Regions from separate parts of the Homo sapiens genome. Here regions 1 and 3 are each linked to region 2. A link is a loop called in an ENCODE intact Hi-C map of the cell type or tissue named here. Cell type or tissue: PC-9. All regions are shown on one strand. Links, peaks and the distances in the headings refer to the core of each region. The heading gives the core; the rest is flanking DNA.

Region 1 (5,966 bases), core at 923-4,922, 140 kb after region 2:
CAGAAGTCAGACTGAAAAGCCTTAGGTATATCATATTGTCTGCTGTGCATAAGAATGACAGCTCTTGATGACTGCAAATTAACTATTGGGGAAAAAGGCACAAAGCCAGTTTTTCTCCTGTGTTAATATAACCTCTGCTAGCCGAGTTTCACAGCATTGCTATCAACATTTCTGCTTCATCATGTAAATGGATGGAATTGGCTGAAAATACTTTGGTACTGTGATGTTTGTAGCCATCCATTTCTGCTTGGTTTCAGTTGGATTTCAACCTAATTGCCAAACTGATTCCATCTGTAATAACTTTTAACATTTATTTTTCCCAAAGGGAAAAAAAAATGTCTTGTCTGTATTCTGCAATTAAGAAGGTGATGAAATATTCAGTGTATGTCTCCACTCTGACTAAATTATTTTGTTAACTTTATCAGATAAACTATAAAATATTAACCAGGCTTACTGTTTGAGCATGTGCAGATGGCATAATATTTACCAGACATATTTTTAATACACATTTAATTTTATAAATTGAATTAACTATTACATGGCTAATTTTTTTCCTCTCTTTTCCAAATTGATGCAACAAGCATTCCTGTTGTTGGCTGTATGTACTACACTAGAACATTTGTGGATAATTACATAAGCTTAGCTGTGGTATAATAAATAACATTTCCTCCAAACTTAACCACATGAAATCAAATCAAGCAGAAATAATGCTATTTTCTAAGCAAAATTATGCTGAGTAGCAATATGTGGGTTCTTTGCTTTTTTTCTCTGACAGCTCAGTTTTTAAAATTTTCTGGAACATTTAAATGGGAAAGTTAATTTTACCCACCTCTCTTATCCGCCGTACAACTTGCTGTATATATCCATATCTGCTCTGCCATTCCCAAATGTACTAATATAATAGCCACATAATGCTTCACCTAAATTAGATTTTCTTAGAATGTGGTTTGGACTGAATCAAGGTCAAATTCTAAATCATGGCACACAGAGCCATGAAAACCTTTTTTTTTTTTTTTAAATAATTAATAAAAGTCTTGGTTATTGGTGAGCTGCTAAAATATCTAAATGGTTCTGAGCAGGGGAGCACTGATTCTTACAAGATTGTCCCTCATTCAGCATCATCAAAGAGCTAAAGATGGAGCTGGTAGGGAGAAAGACACATAAGGAAACATTACAATCCAGTGTGATACATGTTATACTAGAATTTCACTGTAGGGATTGGAGAAAGGAGGGCGGATAGCTAATTCTGAGAGTCAGGGATAGTGGTAAGGAGGACATAACAATTTGGCTAAGATTTAAATGTTTGCCCATTTGGATGAGGGGTGTGCAGTGTAGAAAGGACATTCGAAGCAGAGGGAATGGCCTGTGGGAAGTGGTGAATGTGTGACTACCACGAAAGGCCTGTGAAAATGCATAGAGTATGAAGGAAAGAGTGGTAGGAGAGGAAATTGGGAGGGTAATTGCAGCCTAGAACCTAAAGGTAGAATTAGCAGGACGTGCTGACGTCACGGTTCAATGGTCCATGCAGCCACAGGAGTATGATGTGCGGGGAACAATGTGATGGTCCACAAAAGGCAAGCAATAGAGGGAACGGAGTCAGGAATGGTGACTGAATTCCTGGAGGTCCCCAGGACTCATTTAGAGAGCTGCATTTTGGAAAAGAATTCAGCTACGAGCAAGATGAAGAAAGCATGAGTATTCAAAATAATTCATTTTGAATATGAAACCTTATTTTGTACCCCAAGTTGATGAACAGGGGACTCAACAGCTCCATGCACGAATCACATTCAAATTTACACAAATGTCGAAGTTGTGGAATCTGATTTAATCATGTTTCACTATGCACTCGAAAGTGGTTTTGAGAGTCCCTCATCCCCTGCCCTCACTAATTGATTATAAACATAATTACTTAAAGTATCATACAGTGCAAAATTGTCAACCCTAAAAAGAGCAAGCACTCCCATCCATAACGAGTAATATGTAGTTAAGCCTGAAAAACTCAAGTATTTTCCTAAGTAAAGAGACTAGTGTTGGGTGCTGAGGGATAGAGGTGAATAAAACCTCTAAGAGCTTTCACTGGCGTTGCGGACACAAAGCATGAATACATCACATTTTAAATAACAAAAGCGTTAAATTATTCAAAAGAACACAATTTAGCATGAGAGGGGATAGCTGCAGATGCAAAGAGGGTGCTTACAACACTGAGGCAATATCATTGCATCTACTTATTTTAGAATATATCAGTCCATAGTAATGTTGACAACCCGCTTCGATTTGTACATGCAAGTTAAACATAAAACACATGTTTCATAGATAAGTGGAGACAATAATGATGGGTTATCTCAAGTGAAGGAAGGCAGTTGAAGCCAAAGAGACATTTGTGTAATAGAAGTGCAATGCAGAACTGAATTGAAGCTAAAATTTGTTCACACAAAGGAGCAGGGGCATGCACAATAACTGAATTCCCCCAAAAGCAAAAGGGTGAATTTGGGGAAACACTGTTTTAACATCGCTGTTTATTTTAACATTAGTTTTTAATTCTCCCTTGACCACATTTAGTTATTATTCAGAGTTTTATTGTCGTGGTCAGCACTATCATCCTCAAGGGCAGCCTCAGGCAAAATTGCAGAAGAGAACTAACATTCAACACCCCCAGCCACCCCTTTTAATGTCCTTCTCTGCGTCAGTGATGGTTGCCACCCACTTAGGGCTCAGAGCTCTTACCACCTTCCTGACAATCCCTTATGGACATCTGCTCTAGGAAAAACAAACAAGCAAATGTATTCACACAGAGGTGCTAAAATGTGAGAAGTTTAATTTTAACTCTCTCTGTGGGGCATTTACACTATCACTATGGACAGAGACTTTTGCTACAGGGAAGGCATCTGCTTGTATTTTGAGGATTCAGCTAGGTTAGGGAAGAAACAGTCTGAACAGTTGTTGATCTTCCTTCACCCTTGAGCATACATCACAGAATCAGTCACCTACTGCACCTACCGCCTTCGCCACCTCTTATCTGTGTGATGACAGCAGCCTTCGGGTGGGTTTCTTCCATTTTTTCAAGACTTTTTCTGTAATAGAACCTAGTAAGCTAAAAAAAATGATATAAACATGTATTGGGGTTCAGGATATAGTATCCCTGAATATTTTAGGCTAAAGGAATTTGGGAAAACCGCAAAAGCAGGAAGGTCTCCCTGACCTTCCCCCCAAAGCAGGTCATAAAACCTAGGGAGGATTTTCTGACCTTCCTCTGACGCAGTTCATAAGAACTTCATGTGGGAGGTACCCTCCCTATACCCAGAGGAAAGGGCTATCCTTATTTCTGAAGACAAAGGGTCACAGAGAGGAATCTGAACAAACAGGCCCTGCTAAGTTTTCCCCAGTTTATTACCATTAGATCATACCCCCTTGGTCATATTATATTTCTTCACGACTATCCACCCTTCAAATTTAGCATTAAAACACACAGGTTTAACTATTTATTCGGGTCTCATTTTCTTTTGAAGGCTCCTGTGTCATGAAAAACTTACATTAAATAAAATGGTATGCTTTCCTGTTGTTAATCTTTCTTTTGTTACAGGGACCTTAGCCATGAACTTGAGACAGGTGAGGAAAACACATTTTTCTTGCCCTACAGATGTGCCAAAATGATAGTCAAATTACTGACTTTCTCTGCCTTTCTCTGTTGCTCCAGAATCCCTGAAAGTTTCTAATTGTTCATTAGGATGAATAGGAATGTTTCAACCTCGTGATAGTTTTTTTTTTACTATTTTTTTTTTTTTTTTTTACTATTTTGAATAGAGAGAGCACCTCTTCCCACCTCATTTCTTTACACTAAACCAACAATTTCCCACTAAATCCCAGCGTTCCCTATGGTCTCACATTTGCCATCATCTTTTTTTTGAGATGAAGTCTTGCTCTGTCGTCCAGTCTGGAATGCAGTGATGCAATCTCAGCTCACTGCAACCTCCGCCTCCTGGGTTCAAGCAATTCTCTTGCCTTAGCCTCCCAAGTAGCTGGGACTACAGATGCATGCCACCACACCCGGCTAATTTTTGTATTTTTGTAGAGATGGGGTTTTGCCATGTTGTCCAGGCTGATCTTGAACTCTTGATGTCAGGTGATCCGCCCCTCTTGGCCTCCCAAAGTACTGGGATTACAGGCATAAGCCACTGTGCCCAGCCTCCTTCCTCTTTCCTCTAACCCATGTGTGTTGTTTCAGAATACAGACTCACTTTTTCCAATCATCTTTTCTTTCTAACCTTACTTATCCTGACCACTTACTTTATTGGTATCGTTTTGTCACTTTCTTCAAGTTTAATGGTCTGTTTCTTGGTATTTCCTGATGTATTGCCTCGAAGGTATCATTTTAAATATTGCTGTTGGCTTATAGCTCTTGGTGAACAAAGAATAACCAACATTATCACAATAGCTTCTGTTAATCTACAAAATATATATTTTTAAATGTGTTATTAATAATCCTACCAGGCAGTTGTTGTTTTTACCACTTTGTAAATGAGAAAACTGAGGCGAGGAGAAACTGAATGAGGAAACTGAATCAAGGTCAAATTCTAAATCATGGCACAAAGAGCCATGAAAACCTTTTTTTAAAAAAAAAATTAATAAAAATCTTGGTTATTGATGAGCTGCTAAAATATCTAAATGGTTCTGAGCAGGGGAGTACTGATTCTTACAAGATTGTCCCTCATTCAGCATCATCAAAGAGCTAAAGATGGAGCTGATAGGGAGAAAGACACGTAAGGAAACATTACAATCCAGTGTGATACAGGTTATACTAGAATTTCACTGCAGGGGTTGAAGAAAGGAGGGTGAAATCATTGGTTATCCTAATGACCAAATTTAGCTATGACAGAACTGGGATTTTAGCCCCACTCTCCTTGTTGAAGTGGTGCCTTTCTATCATGTTCATAGTATTCAGACTTGGACTGGTCTGTGAGGTAAAAGGCTTGGTTCTGCTGTTAAGGCTTTCTTTTATGAGTCCTGAGAGCCTGGTAAACATGACTTTCTTTGGACCTGCCCTTTAAAATTAAAAACAGAAGATTTAGATACTATTCATGTGACAGGCATTTGCAAGCACTGCTTAATTCACCTCCCTCCAGTCTCTGGTCACATGACAGTAATATAATTTCACCCGATTACAGCCACACAAGAAACTGACAAGCTGATGTCCTGGGAATGGAGTCCTACAGTTACATTTTCTAACCCCCATTTTGTAGATTTATGCTATAATATCATGAAAATTTATCCCATAGCACCAAACATAAAGAAATTGTTTGTGGTGAATACTATACACTTCCACCTATTGATCATATATTGACATACGTTTAAACTTGTCTGGGTTAAGCCAAGGATAGACTAGGAGATAAAATTAAAAGGAATAAAATATAACACTTTAATTGCATTTGTGGCCAAGGGACCTACATTATACAGCAACCAGCATGTAACAGTGTACTTCATGTTCCATGATTTACCTTGCTGATAATTGCTTTGCACTCCTAATAAATTAACCCACAGAAAATCCATTCATCTGCATCTTCTTTTTATGCAGAGCTAGAGGAAAAAGGACCAGTATAGCAATTTGAGTGGCAATCATGCACTGATTGTAGCAAAGAAAGTAGCATGGTAAGAGTCTTAAGCATTCTGAAAGCATTTCTTCGTAAGAAAAGAGGAAGGAGAAAAGAAGAGAGGGCTTTTGCTAATTAAGTTCTGTTTTTGTCTTATTTGCTATGGAGAATATATTATGTTCTAGGCCAAAAATTCTTGTTTAATAAACTATATTTCTGGCCAGATATTTTATTTTAATATCATTAATTTTCTTTAAATATTTGTAGAAAATTCTCATTGTTATGTTTAAGATTCCTAGAAGGAAAGAATGTATAAATATGTTATTATATTCCTATGAGGTTCCTTCCATAAATATTATTCCATAGTAAATCTCACATTTA
Region 2 (5,966 bases), core at 708-4,707:
CTTGAGGAGCCCTTCAGCCCACTGCTGCACTGTGGGAGCCCCTTTCTGGGCTGGACAAGGCCGGAGACGGCTCCCTCAGCTGGCAGGGAGGTGTGGAGGGAGAGGCGTGGGCGGGAACTGGGGCTGCAGGTGGTGCTTGCGAGCCAGCGCGAGTTCCAGGTGGGCGTGGGCTTGGCAGGCCCCGCACTCAGAGCAGCCCACCAGCGGTGCCGGCCCCGGGCAGTGAGGGGCTTAGCACCTGGGCCAGCAGCTGCTGTGCTCAATTTCTCGGTGGGCCTTAGCTGCCTTCCCACGGGGCAGGGCTTGGGACCTGCAGCCCGCCATGCCTGAGCCTCCCCCGACGTCCGTGGGCTCCTGTGCGGCCTGACCCTCCCTGATGAGCACTGCCCCCTGCTCCATGGTGCCCAGTCCCATCCACCACCCAACGGCTGAGGAGTGTGGGCCCACTGCGCAGGACTGGTAGGCAGCTCCACCTGCGGCCCCAGTGCGGGATCCACTGGGTGAAGCCACCTGGGCTCCTGAATCTGATGGGGACTTGGAGAATCTTTATGTCTAGCTAAGGGATTGTAAATACACCAATCAGCACTCTGTATCTAGCTCGAGGTTTGTAAACACACCAATCAGCACCCTGTGTCTAGCTCAGGGTTTGTGAGTGCATCAATGGACACTCTGTATCTAGCTACTCTGGTGGGGACTTGGAGAACCTTTGTGTGGACACTCTGTATCTAGCATCATCTAGTGGGAATGTGGAGAACCTTTGTGTCTAGCTCAGGGGTTGTAAATGCACCAATCAGCGCAAACAGACCACTCAGCTCTCTGTAAAATGGACTAATTAGCAGGATGTGGGTGGGGCCAGGTAAGAGAATAAAAGCAGGCTGCCCCAGCCAGCAGTAAAAAGCCGTTCGTGTCCGCTTAGGTGCTGTGGAAGCTTTATTCTTTCGCCCTTTGCAATAAGTCTTGCTGCTGCTTACTCTGTGGGTCCCCACTGCCTTTATGAGCTGTGTGCTACTCACCGTGAAGGTCTACAGCTTCACTCTTGAAGCCAGCGAGACCACAAACCCACCAGAAGGAATGAACAACTCCAGACAGGCCGCCTTATGAGCTGTAACACTCACGGGGAAGGTCTGTAGCTTCACTCTTGAGCCAGCGAGACCATGAACCCACCAGAAGGAAGAAACTGAACACATCAGAAGGAACAAACTCCAGACACGCCGCCTTTAAGAACTGTAACACTCACCGCGAGGGTCTGCGGCTTCATTCTTGAGGTAAGTGAGACCAAGAACCCACCAATTCCGGACACCATGTTGGTCAGGCTGGTCTCGAACTCTCCCTCGGCCCCACAGAGTGCTGGGATTCAGGCATGAGCCGCCAGGCCCTTAACTTTTATTCCAAAAAAATTTCAGTTAAAACTTCCAGTACATAGTATTTGCATAGCAGGGACCCTGAAGTGTTTGTTAAATGAATGTCACATATATCACATACTGTGATAGGAATAAAGTCATTCGTTTGAAAGGTTGATAAATACAATGATAGACTGCTAGAACTTCATGAGTCTTAAGAGAATATCTCACCAGATCTCATCTTCCAGATTTAAAAAGGGGGGCACAGACTTCAGCAGGAAGGGCTGATTTAACGACATCTACTATAATGTGAGTCTGGGCCACACTCTGGTTTTCCAGTTTCAGTAATGATGCATCACTACTCTTGAAAAACCACCAGAAACCAACAAGTAAGCACCCAAAAAGATGTTTAGGAATTCAGAAGTACTCCTTTTACTCTAGCCTTAAAATTATTTGCTCTTGCATTGTGGATTACCCATCAACAATGTCCAGTCCTTACCAGGAGTCAGGGAGAGCGTCAAATGCTGGGCATACTGAAATGACCTTAACCCAGTACTTGGCCACCTACAGGACACTGTAATGGAGAGCAAAGCAGGACAGAGGTAATGCAAAACACAAAAACACCAAAAAATTGGAAATCTTTGGAGCCATTTGCCTTCTAGAACCTTAAAGGCGCCCTATAGTCCCACACTATAGAATATTGGAAGAGCAGTCGGCTGTAAGTCTGAATCATGAGTTCCTTACACTTTTTTCTACCCAGTTCAATTTTGGGAACTTCCGAGTCCTGGTCCTTTCATTGTTTGTGATACCCAACACCCAGCACAATGCGGAGAGCACAGTAAGGTGGCAGTGAATTCATCAATACTTTCAAAGTCTATTTTATCTACAAGGACAAGTTTTATTGTATGTTTCCTTTTAAATAAGTGCCACAGTCGCAGTAAGTGAAAACATCCTGACACCACCCCAGCGGCCCCCCCAGCTCGTGGGCCTCCCCGCAGAGCGCGCGCCCGTGGGGGTAACCGGCGGAAAACTAGGGACGCGGGCACAGCCGCAGACTGGGCGTGGGGGGCACCGGAATGGCCGAGCCTGGGACGCTGGGACCTCTGGCCGCCGCGGGGCGACCAGGCGGGCGGAGACGTCTCGCGCCCTCCCGGGCCGCGCGGCTCCAGGCGCATTCCTGCACCCAGCTCCCGCGCGCCGCGCTGCGCTGCCTCCCCCGGACAGCTGATTCATTGGCTCGGCCGCCCAGACTGCCTGGCGCCGGCTGCGTGACGTCACCCATTCACGGAGCCCGCCTCCCCCGCTCCGCTGGCGCCGGCCGGGCGGTCGCCCTGACAACGCAGACGCCAGCCCGCACAATGACTTCCAGCTGGAGCAGCCCAGCCAGCCTGCGCGCTCACTCGCTTGCTTGCGCTGGGCTTCAGGGCGCCCGGGTGAGTTTTTTTCTCTCCCTCTCGTTTTTTTTTTTTTCCCAGGCTCTCGCGGGTTTCCCCTGCCAGGGAATCCACTCGCTGTAGTTTTCTAGGGCTCTGGTCCCAGTCCTTTCTGAAGCGCGCTTGCAGGCTGTCTTCCTCAGTCGCCCTCTCCCTGGGTGCTGTTTTGCTGGGCAGCATCCCATGCTAGGCTCGGCAGACATTCTGGCGGTTGGGTTCGGCCCTTACAGCGCTAACACCTGCAGAGTCGAGGCTCCTGCCAAAAGGCAGAAAGCAAAGGAGGAAAAAATTCATTGTCATAATAGCGAAAATGATAAACCTCAGCTGTTTAAGAGAAGAATGTCTGAGTAGCTGTTGATTATCTCCCATAATCACAAAACAACTTTTTTTTAAAAAGAATTTGCACTGTCTGTTAAAACGCGGTCATTGTTTTGCTTTCAAATCGAACTTCACGACAGTTAGCAACTTCAAGAACGCTTCCAAATGGATAAATCTTTCCAGAAGGTAAAACAAATCTGGGAAGTTGTAGCAGTGTAAATTGGAGAGTGTGTGAGGGTCGTATTTGGAGAGAGAGAGACACACACACAGGAGATTGGTGGTCTTGGGGCAAGGCAAATAGCTCATTCGCCCCCCCACACCTCCAGTTTCCACCCCAGACCTTTAAATCTTGAAGGTGGAGGAAAGGGAGACGTAGCTGTTGATTAGAGTTGGGTGGGAGGTAATTCTTATTCTAAATTTTCATTTTATTTATTTTTTGGTGCCAGATTTCTTGCTTCAAAACAGCTGCATTTTTGGAAGAAAGTCCACAACTGACAACTAAGCAAAACCCTCCTGGTGGATAGCATAAATCTGCTTTGTTGAAGCTGCTCATTTGTCTGATCTATGAGTCCAGAAGATGCAAACTCCCTTCCCAGCTTATGCAAAAATACTTCCAGTAAAAACAAGCCCTTTGGCCCTTTTCTTTTGTCAGTCCAGATTTCAGCATGTTCTTCGCTTTGTTATTCATCATTTTATGTATTTGGACCCATCCTCAAACAGACTTTAAACCGTTTAAAGGCAAGGAGGGACTCTTTCGTAAACCTTTAATCCCCTGGCCCAGCTGAGTAGATGCACAGTGTCTTTTGATGATGGTGATATGGAATGATTAATAACCACACAAGGCATTCGGTTGGTCAAGTCACTGTTTATTGGCTCAAAATAATCCTTGGTTTCTGTATGTCTACAGCTCACTTCCTAAACAGTTAAATCCGGAGAAGTCTAATAGATAATAGTTGGTGATCATAAATATAAATAACCAATACATTAGAATGTGTAGTCAAAATAGGAATACTTGCTTTTCACTTACTTCCCACGGGTCGCTGCTGGTGGTAGTCAACACAAATAAAAATTTGAACTCATTTTGTTATTCATCTAAAATGAGAAACTCGGTGAAACATTGATTTTCTAAAATTGCTGCATATTTAAATGTGATTATAATTGCTTTTTAGCATTTTAAAATTGTAACATCGATACCAAATGCTTAAGAATCTAAAGAATAGTCTATTGGGGCTGGCCTATTTTGTGTAAAATGGTCTGTATCATAATGGATGACTGATTATCCCATCCACATTATTTGGATTCACTTAATACTAGGTTTTAACGTTAGGAGAATAAAACCCTCAAGAAACCTAACATAGATTTGTATATTTAGTTTTCTCCTTCCTTATCATCTTCCACCAGACTTACAGGTGTTCCACCTGCTTGTAGTTTCGGTAATAATACCAGCTGGCGGTGGTTCCTAACTCTAGCTACACTTTAAAATTACCTCGTGCATTTAAAAAAAAAATGCAGTTGTTTAGGTTCTTCCCCTAGATATTTTAATTTACAAGGTTTGGGATGTGGCCTGGGCACCGATTTTTTTAACTTTTTATTTGAATGTAGACTTACAGGAAGTTGCAAAGATAGTACAGAGAGGTCTGATAGAGCCTCCACTGTTGGTTACATCCCGCATAGCTAGAGCACAATAATAAAGCCAGGACATTGACACTGAGATAAAATGTGCCTGTGATTCTGTGTCACCTTATCCCTGAAGACTCTTGTAATCATTACCACAATCAAAATACAAACTATTTCAACACCACGAAGATCTCTCTCATACAGTCCCTTTATGGTCGTCCCTTTCTTTCCCCCACACCATCCCTAACCCTTTGCAACCATCAGTCTGTTCTCCATTTCTATAATTTTGTCGTTTGGGGAATGTTTTATAAATTGGTCCTCACAGCTTGTGACCTTCTAAGATTAGCTCACCATCCCCCCCACCCCCCCACCCCACCCAACTCAGCAGAATGCCCTAGAGATTTATCCAAGTTATTGCAGGTATTTCTAGTTTGTTCCTTTCTGTTACTGAGTTCTACACTATGGGTGTAACACAGTTTGTTTAATCATTCAGCATTCACCTATCATACATTTTGGTTCCTTCTTTTTTTGGGCGGGGGGAGTGCCTATTACAAATAAAACTGTCTTGAAAAATTGCTTGCAGGTTTTTCTGTGGACCTAAATTTTCATTTCTCTGGGATAAATGTCCAGGAGTGTGATTGCTGGGTCATATGGTAAGTATGTGTTTAATTTTTAAAGAAACTGCTGAACTATTTTCCAGAAATGTGGTACTATTTTACATTCCCAGCAGCCATATATGAGAGATCCAGTTTTTCCACATCCTTACCAGTATTTTGTATTGTCACTATTTTTTTACTTTTACTGTTCCGATTAGGTGTGCAGTGATACCTCACTCTGGTCTTAATTTGCATTTTCCTAATGACTAGGGATGTTGATCATTTTCTCATGTCTTTGCCATACACATATCCTCTTCAGTGAAATCCCTCTTCGTGTCATTTTCTTATTTTCTTGATTTGTTCTGTTACTGTTGAGTTTTGAAGGTTCTTTAAATTATAGACATGAGTCCTTTATCAGTTACATCAGCAGTCCTCAACCTTTTTGGCTTCAGGGACAAGTTTCGTGGAAGACAGTTTTTTCCACGGAAGTGGGGGTGGTGGGGGAAATGGTTTCCAGATGGAACTGTTCCACTTAAGATCATCAGACATTAGATTCTCATAAGGAGCATGCAAACTAGATCCCTCGCATTCGCAGTTCACAATAGGGTTCGCTCTCCTGTGAGAATCTGATGCCCTGGCTGATCTGACAGGAGACAGAGCTC
Region 3 (5,966 bases), core at 923-4,922, 390 kb after region 2:
TTTTTCTGCCTTGTGATCATGAAAAAAAGACACATAATTATTTCAGCTTAGGCTAATACAGTAATTGTACATTTTTTTCCAAGAAAGTCTACACCTATTTTAATATCCTGATTGTTCCTTCATATAGTATTCTATCAACCTCCCTCAGATTTCCATTTCAGTTATCTTCTGGGAGAAAGACAGAAAAAGAGACAGAGAGATAGAGAGGCTGGTGAGAGAGAGGGGGAGGGAGACAGAGAGAGACAGAGACAGAGAGACAGTTGGTTTTCATATATTTCTGGAGTATGTTTCTTATGTATGTAAGATAGGCCTATTCACTTGTGCAGGGATGAAGTACTTTATTTAAAATAAAATAAAAAAAAACTTTGCCCATCCTCTTGCATGAGGACAAGCTTTGTGTAATGTCTTAACCACTATAGGTTGCTTATACCTGTGAAATTTGCATATTGGTATAGGTCTTCATTTCCTGTACACTTTAACAAAAATTGGCATAGATTAGTCAGTGCCATTTGGTGTCTTTATTCTACCTTGTTAGAATTAAGCTGGAGGGGGGAGTAAACAGTAATTTGTTGGGGTAGAGTTGTTGGTAGCACTAACATTAATATGAGGCCTTCTCTTTCAGTTCTAATCAAGTCATTTTGGACCTCTTACTTCTGAGAAAACTGCTTCTGTATATGAGTTGAATCATCTTTCTAAGGTCATTCATAGGTCACCTGTTGCTCACAAAGAAGAAATGCACTGTATGAAACAGCTAAGGTGATTCACCTGGGCATATGCTAAGCACAAATCAACAGAGGAAGAGGCCAGATTCCTGTAAGAATTGGGTTTCTAATTTCTTTTCAGTATATAAACATAGGTAGTTATTATATTGTTTCAGACTTTTCTTTACAACAAATTGTCTTCTTGATTTTCAGAGTATTTAAGAATCTTAAAATAGAAGAAAGAAAACTAGAATTTAAATATTTTAATAAACAACCATGTCTAGGTAGGGCACAGTGGCTCATTCCTGTAATCCTAGCACTTTGAGAGGCCAAGATGGGCAGATCACTTGAGGTCAGGAGTTTGAAACCAGCCTGGCCAACAGAGCAAAACCCCATCTTTACTAAAATACAAAAAAATTAGCCAGGCGTGGTGATGCACACATGTAGTCCCAGCTACTCAGGAGGCTGGGGCAGGAAAATCACTTGAACCCAGGAGGTGGAGATTGCAGTGAGCTGAGATCGTGCCACTGCACTCCAGCCTGGGTGACAGAGTGAGACTCTGTATCCAATAAATAAATAAACAAATAAACAAACAAACAACCATCTCTAAAACTTCTTTTTATGATAACAGGTTGTGGCAGATTAAAGACAGGCAGGTGTTCTTAGGAACTCCTTTCATGAAAAGGTGAACCCTATTACTCCTCCTTTGCATTTTGGTAGGCCCTATAACTGCTTAGTGGATAGAATATGATGGCAATGATGTTCTGTCAGTTTTCAAGTCCAGGCCTGAAGACACTGGTAGTTATCCATGGTAGTGGGAATTCTAAGTTGTCCTCCAAAATTTTACCTCATAGAGTGCATGCCTCATTCTGTAGACTTCTCTTGATTTGGGATGAGACCTATGACTATGACATATGTCACTTCAGGAATTATGCTACCTTATATGGCAATGGCCAAGGCATTTCTGGATGTAATTAAGATCTCTAGTAAGTTGGCTTTGAATTAATGAAAGGGACTTTATCTTGATTAGGTTAGAACTAGTCAGGTGGTCCTTTTAAAGAGGGCTAGGTCTTTGCAACAAATAGTGCTGGAACAACTGGATATCCAAAGAATGAAGTTGGACCCCTTCCTCACACCATACACAGAGATAAACACAAAGTGGATTTTAGACCTAAATGCAATGGCTAAAACTATAAAACGCTTAGGAAACATACAGTAAACATCATGAACTTGGGGCAGGCAATAATTTCTTAGATACAACATCAAAAGCAAAGTAGCAAAAGACCAAAAAAGATAAATTGTACTTCACCAAAATTAAAATTGTAATGATTCTAAGGATATAATCTAGAAAGTGAAAAGTCAACCAATTAAATTGGGAAAATATTTGCAAATCATATATCTAGCAAGAAATGTATTCATAATATATTTTTAAAAAACCTGTGGAAACTCAGGAATTGAAATAACAATAACTCAATTTTAAAAATGAATAAAGGATTTGAATAGATATTTTCCCAAAGAAGGTATACAAGTGGCTAATAAGCACATAAAAAGATACCTTCAAATCATTAGTCATTAGGGACATGCACATCAAAACCACAATGAGATACTACACACCCAATAGGATGGTTGTAGTAATAAAAAAAAACAGATAATAACAAGTGTTGAAAAGGTTGAGGAGTAATAGAAATCTTCATACATTGCTGGTGAGAATGGAAAATCGTGTGGCTGCTTTGGAAAGTAGTTTAGCAGTCCCTCAAATTGTTCAACATAGAGTTATCATATAATCTAGCAATTTCACTTCTAGGTATAAAACCAAGTGAAATACAAGCATATGTGCACACAAAAACTTCTGCATGAATGTTTATAGTAGCATTATTCACAATAATCCCCAAATAAAAATAATCTAAATGTCTATCAACATTGATAGATAAATAAAATGTGGTATATCCATAAAAATATTACTCAGCTATAAAAGAGTATAAAGTACAAATACATGATACAACATTATATCTTGAAAACATTTGCTAAGTCACAAAAGACTTAGTGACTCATGATTATGAATCAGTCACTAAGTCTTTTGTGAATGTGAATGATTCCACTAATATAACTAAACAGGAAAAAATTTATAGAGATAAAAACGATTACTGGTTGCCTAGGGCTAGGGGCAGTGGTGGAATTGAAAGTAACTGCTTGGCCAAGTGCGGTGGCTTATGTCTGTAATCCCAGCACTTTGGGAGGCCGAAACAGGCAGATCACCTGAGGTCAGGATATCAAGACCAGCCTGGCCAGTATGGTGAAACCTGGTCTCTACTAAAAATACAAAAATTAGCTAGCTGGACACAGTGGTGTGTGCCTGTAGTCTCAGGTACTCGGGAGGCTGAGGCTGGAGAATCACTTGAATGCAGGAGGCAGAGGTTACAGTGAGTCGGGACCATGCCACTGCACTCCAGACTGGGTGACAGAGCGAGACACCATCTCAAAAAAAAAAAAAAGTAACTTCTAATGGGCACAGGGTTTCTTTCTGGGATGACAAAAGCATCCTAAAGTTAGAAAGCAATGATGGTTGCACAATTCTGCTAAAAACTATTGAATTTCATACCTTAAATGAGCAAGTTATATTTCAATAAAGCTGTCCTTTTATTTATTTATTTATTTATTTTTACTTTTTAGACAGAGTCTCGTTCTGTCACCAGGCTGGAGTGCAGTGGCGTGGTCTCAGCTCACTGCAATCTCCGCCTCCTGGGTTCAAGTGATTCTCCTGCCTCAGCCTCCCAAGTAGCTGGGACTACAAGTGCCCACCAACATGCCTGGCTAATTTTTGTATTTTTAGTAGCGATGGGGTTTCACCATGCTGGCCAGGATGGTCTCGATCTCTTGACCTCGTGATCTGCCCACCTTGGCCTCCCAAAGTGCTGGGATTACAGGCATGAGCCATCGTGGCTGGCCAGCTGTTCTTTTTTTTTTAAACAAAGAGAAAAGCTTATGTCTTTCCTGAGCTCAGAGACATTCCCCTGTTTGTCTCAAAGAAAGCAGTTGCCTTGAGTTCTATAACTGCCAGAAATGAATTCTGCCAACAACCCAAGTGAGCTTGAAAAAGAATCTTAAGACTCCGTTGAGATCGTAACCATGGTTGACACCTTGATCAGGCCTTGTGAGATCCTGAGCAGAAGATCCAGCTAAACCATGCCCAGGCTTTTGACCTACAGAAACTGTGAGATAATAAATGGGCATTGTTTTATGCCACCAAGTTTGTGGTAATTTGTTACATGGTAATGGAAAACTAGTACATTTCTTCTTTTAGTGTCTTGGAACACTTGCTTTTGAAACTCAGCTGCCATGATGTGAGAAGCCCAAGTCACATGGACAAGCTACCTAAGCTCGCAGCTAAGAGCCAGCATCGTCTGCCAGCCATGAGAGTGAGCCACTGTGGCCACTCAGTCCAACTTTGACTGCAGGTGCCTTAGAGACCCCAAGCAAGAACCACTAAGCTGTGCTCAGCTAATTCACAGAAATATGAGAGATAATAAATTTAAGTTTTAGGGTGGTTAGTTATATGACTATAGATAACATGCTTAGATAAAGTAGATAAAATAGATAACATAGATAAAAATGCTTATTTTATTCATTAAAAAGGGTCTTTTAAATTCTCTTAGTCTTATAAGTGAAACACTGCTTTCAGTTTTCTTCATTTTGCTCCTGGAATCCTTCTGACTGTATTGAAGGTTGACAGGTGACTTCTCTTAGGACGAGCTGAAAGACATGGCTAATTTTTGTGCATCTTCAATTAAAAATTAAACACTTAGTAGAGTGAAGTTGTTGTAATTGCTGCTGTATTTAAGAAAAACAATAATAAGGGCCACACTGAGAATGTTACAATTAATTAAAGAATGCATTGTCATTATTACGTAAGTATAGATAGAGATTTGTGTTTAGAAAGAAAAAAAATCCAATGCAGATACATTGAATCCAAATTAAAAATGTATAATAAATATCGTAAAAAGACCACTCATAACCGTGATGTTATATGAAGAAATGGCCATAATAAATAAATTCCTTATGCTGTTATACTTTAGATTGACTAGCATTTCCATACTAAAGAAAACTATTCGGTGGTAACATTTTTGGTGCTTGTACCTACTTGTATTATTCACTGTGGCTAAAGCCAATTTGTTCACAAATATGATAATTATCTAATTCTGGATAGGAAAACTCTTCTTATCTCTGGAATAAAGTTTCTAATTGCAGCAAAAATAATTTTCAAATATTTTTGGGCAAAAAGTCAGTGCATGAGCTTCAAATATACTTTGTTCTGTTAAAATTGGAATCGAGAGTTTGAGAGCTACAGCCTCATAAGGAAGTAATCGCATTAGTCACCCTCCTGGCACTACATGGGTATTAATCTTTTCCTTTCATCAGCCTCTCTGGCTCTTGCACAATTTTACAAGGTCCCCCACAAAGCCCAATTAATATTGTTTCTCTCTTTAAAACTCATGAATGTGCAATTAATAATAAATGATCTTGGGAGAATAAAAGAAGCAAGTTCGGAATTTCTAAATCATCTTGACAGGCAGCTGTATTCCATAGGCTATTTCAAGGAGTAACTACCTACCTGTTATGTCCTTATTATAGCCAAACTGGCTTGAATAGTTATTACCCAGAATAAGTGGTTGTCTTACAAATAAACTTTATGAATATATTTGGGACTTAAAAAATCATCTTGAATGTTTGATAATCTTTTCATTTGATGTGTATTAAAAGTCATTTAATTAAAGGGCCATCTTTGAACATACAAAGGATGTTCTAGCCCCACATCCCTTCACATCACCCTGTTTAATTCTGGTATTTTCTCCATTATTTTCTTTCTTTTTAATGAGTCACTCTTTCTTTTTAGAGCAAAAGTCCTGTGTAAGCAATGACCTTGTTCATCATGGTCCTGTGGACTCTCCGGCACCTATAACAGTGCCTGGCCAACAGTGGAAGCTCAGTAACTGTTACCTGAGGGAGCCACTGTCTAGCTTGCCGTTCAATAATAATAAAAACAATAAAAAATGTTCAGTTGGTCTTCATTAGTGGCAATCTAACATGGTTAACATCAAATGCAAAATCTAACTAGATAGTTCCTCTAGTTGAGGGAATGTATTTGGTTGGCCCCTCTAAGCCACATGAGATTTGGTTAGGATCATTGATTTCCTTTGCTGAAGTCAACTGGTCAGCAGAGTTGCAGCAGATTACAAACCAAAGTTCCAGGTTGACCTATCCATTGAA

Evidence for each region. Peaks named below come from ENCODE experiments on the same cell type or tissue, not always from the same donor. Only the 100,000 strongest peaks of a DNase experiment are listed, where the experiment ranks them.
Region 1: a loop joins it to region 2, with 3 times the contacts of the local background. A loop is called at or near these places in 4 of 110 quality-filtered maps.
Region 3: a loop joins it to region 2, with 3 times the contacts of the local background. A loop is called at or near these places in 4 of 110 quality-filtered maps.

What each region holds. Positions count from the first base shown.
Region 1 is chr6:19,659,830-19,665,795 of GRCh38, reverse strand. No RefSeq gene overlaps it. Among named protein-coding and RNA genes, the nearest start is that of LNC-LBCS, 140 kb to the left of the region's middle. In PC-9, for the core only: no CTCF peak of the experiment used is centred there; no DNase peak of the experiment used is centred there.
Region 2 is chr6:19,801,482-19,807,447 of GRCh38, reverse strand. LNC-LBCS (lncRNA bladder and prostate cancer suppressor, hnRNPK interacting) reads left to right here and starts at 2,689. Exons shown (of 4, transcript NR_134651.1): 1 at 2,689-2,773; 2 at 5,292-5,361. RefSeq lists a silencer at 2,721-2,770. In PC-9, for the core only: no CTCF peak of the experiment used is centred there; a DNase peak (open chromatin) is centred at 2,637; H3K4me3 peaks cover 1,884 bases.
Region 3 is chr6:19,412,669-19,418,634 of GRCh38, reverse strand. No RefSeq gene overlaps it. Among named protein-coding and RNA genes, the nearest start is that of LNC-LBCS, 390 kb to the left of the region's middle. In PC-9, for the core only: no CTCF peak of the experiment used is centred there; a DNase peak (open chromatin) is centred at 2,814; H3K4me3 peaks cover 396 bases; H3K27ac peaks cover 3,180 bases.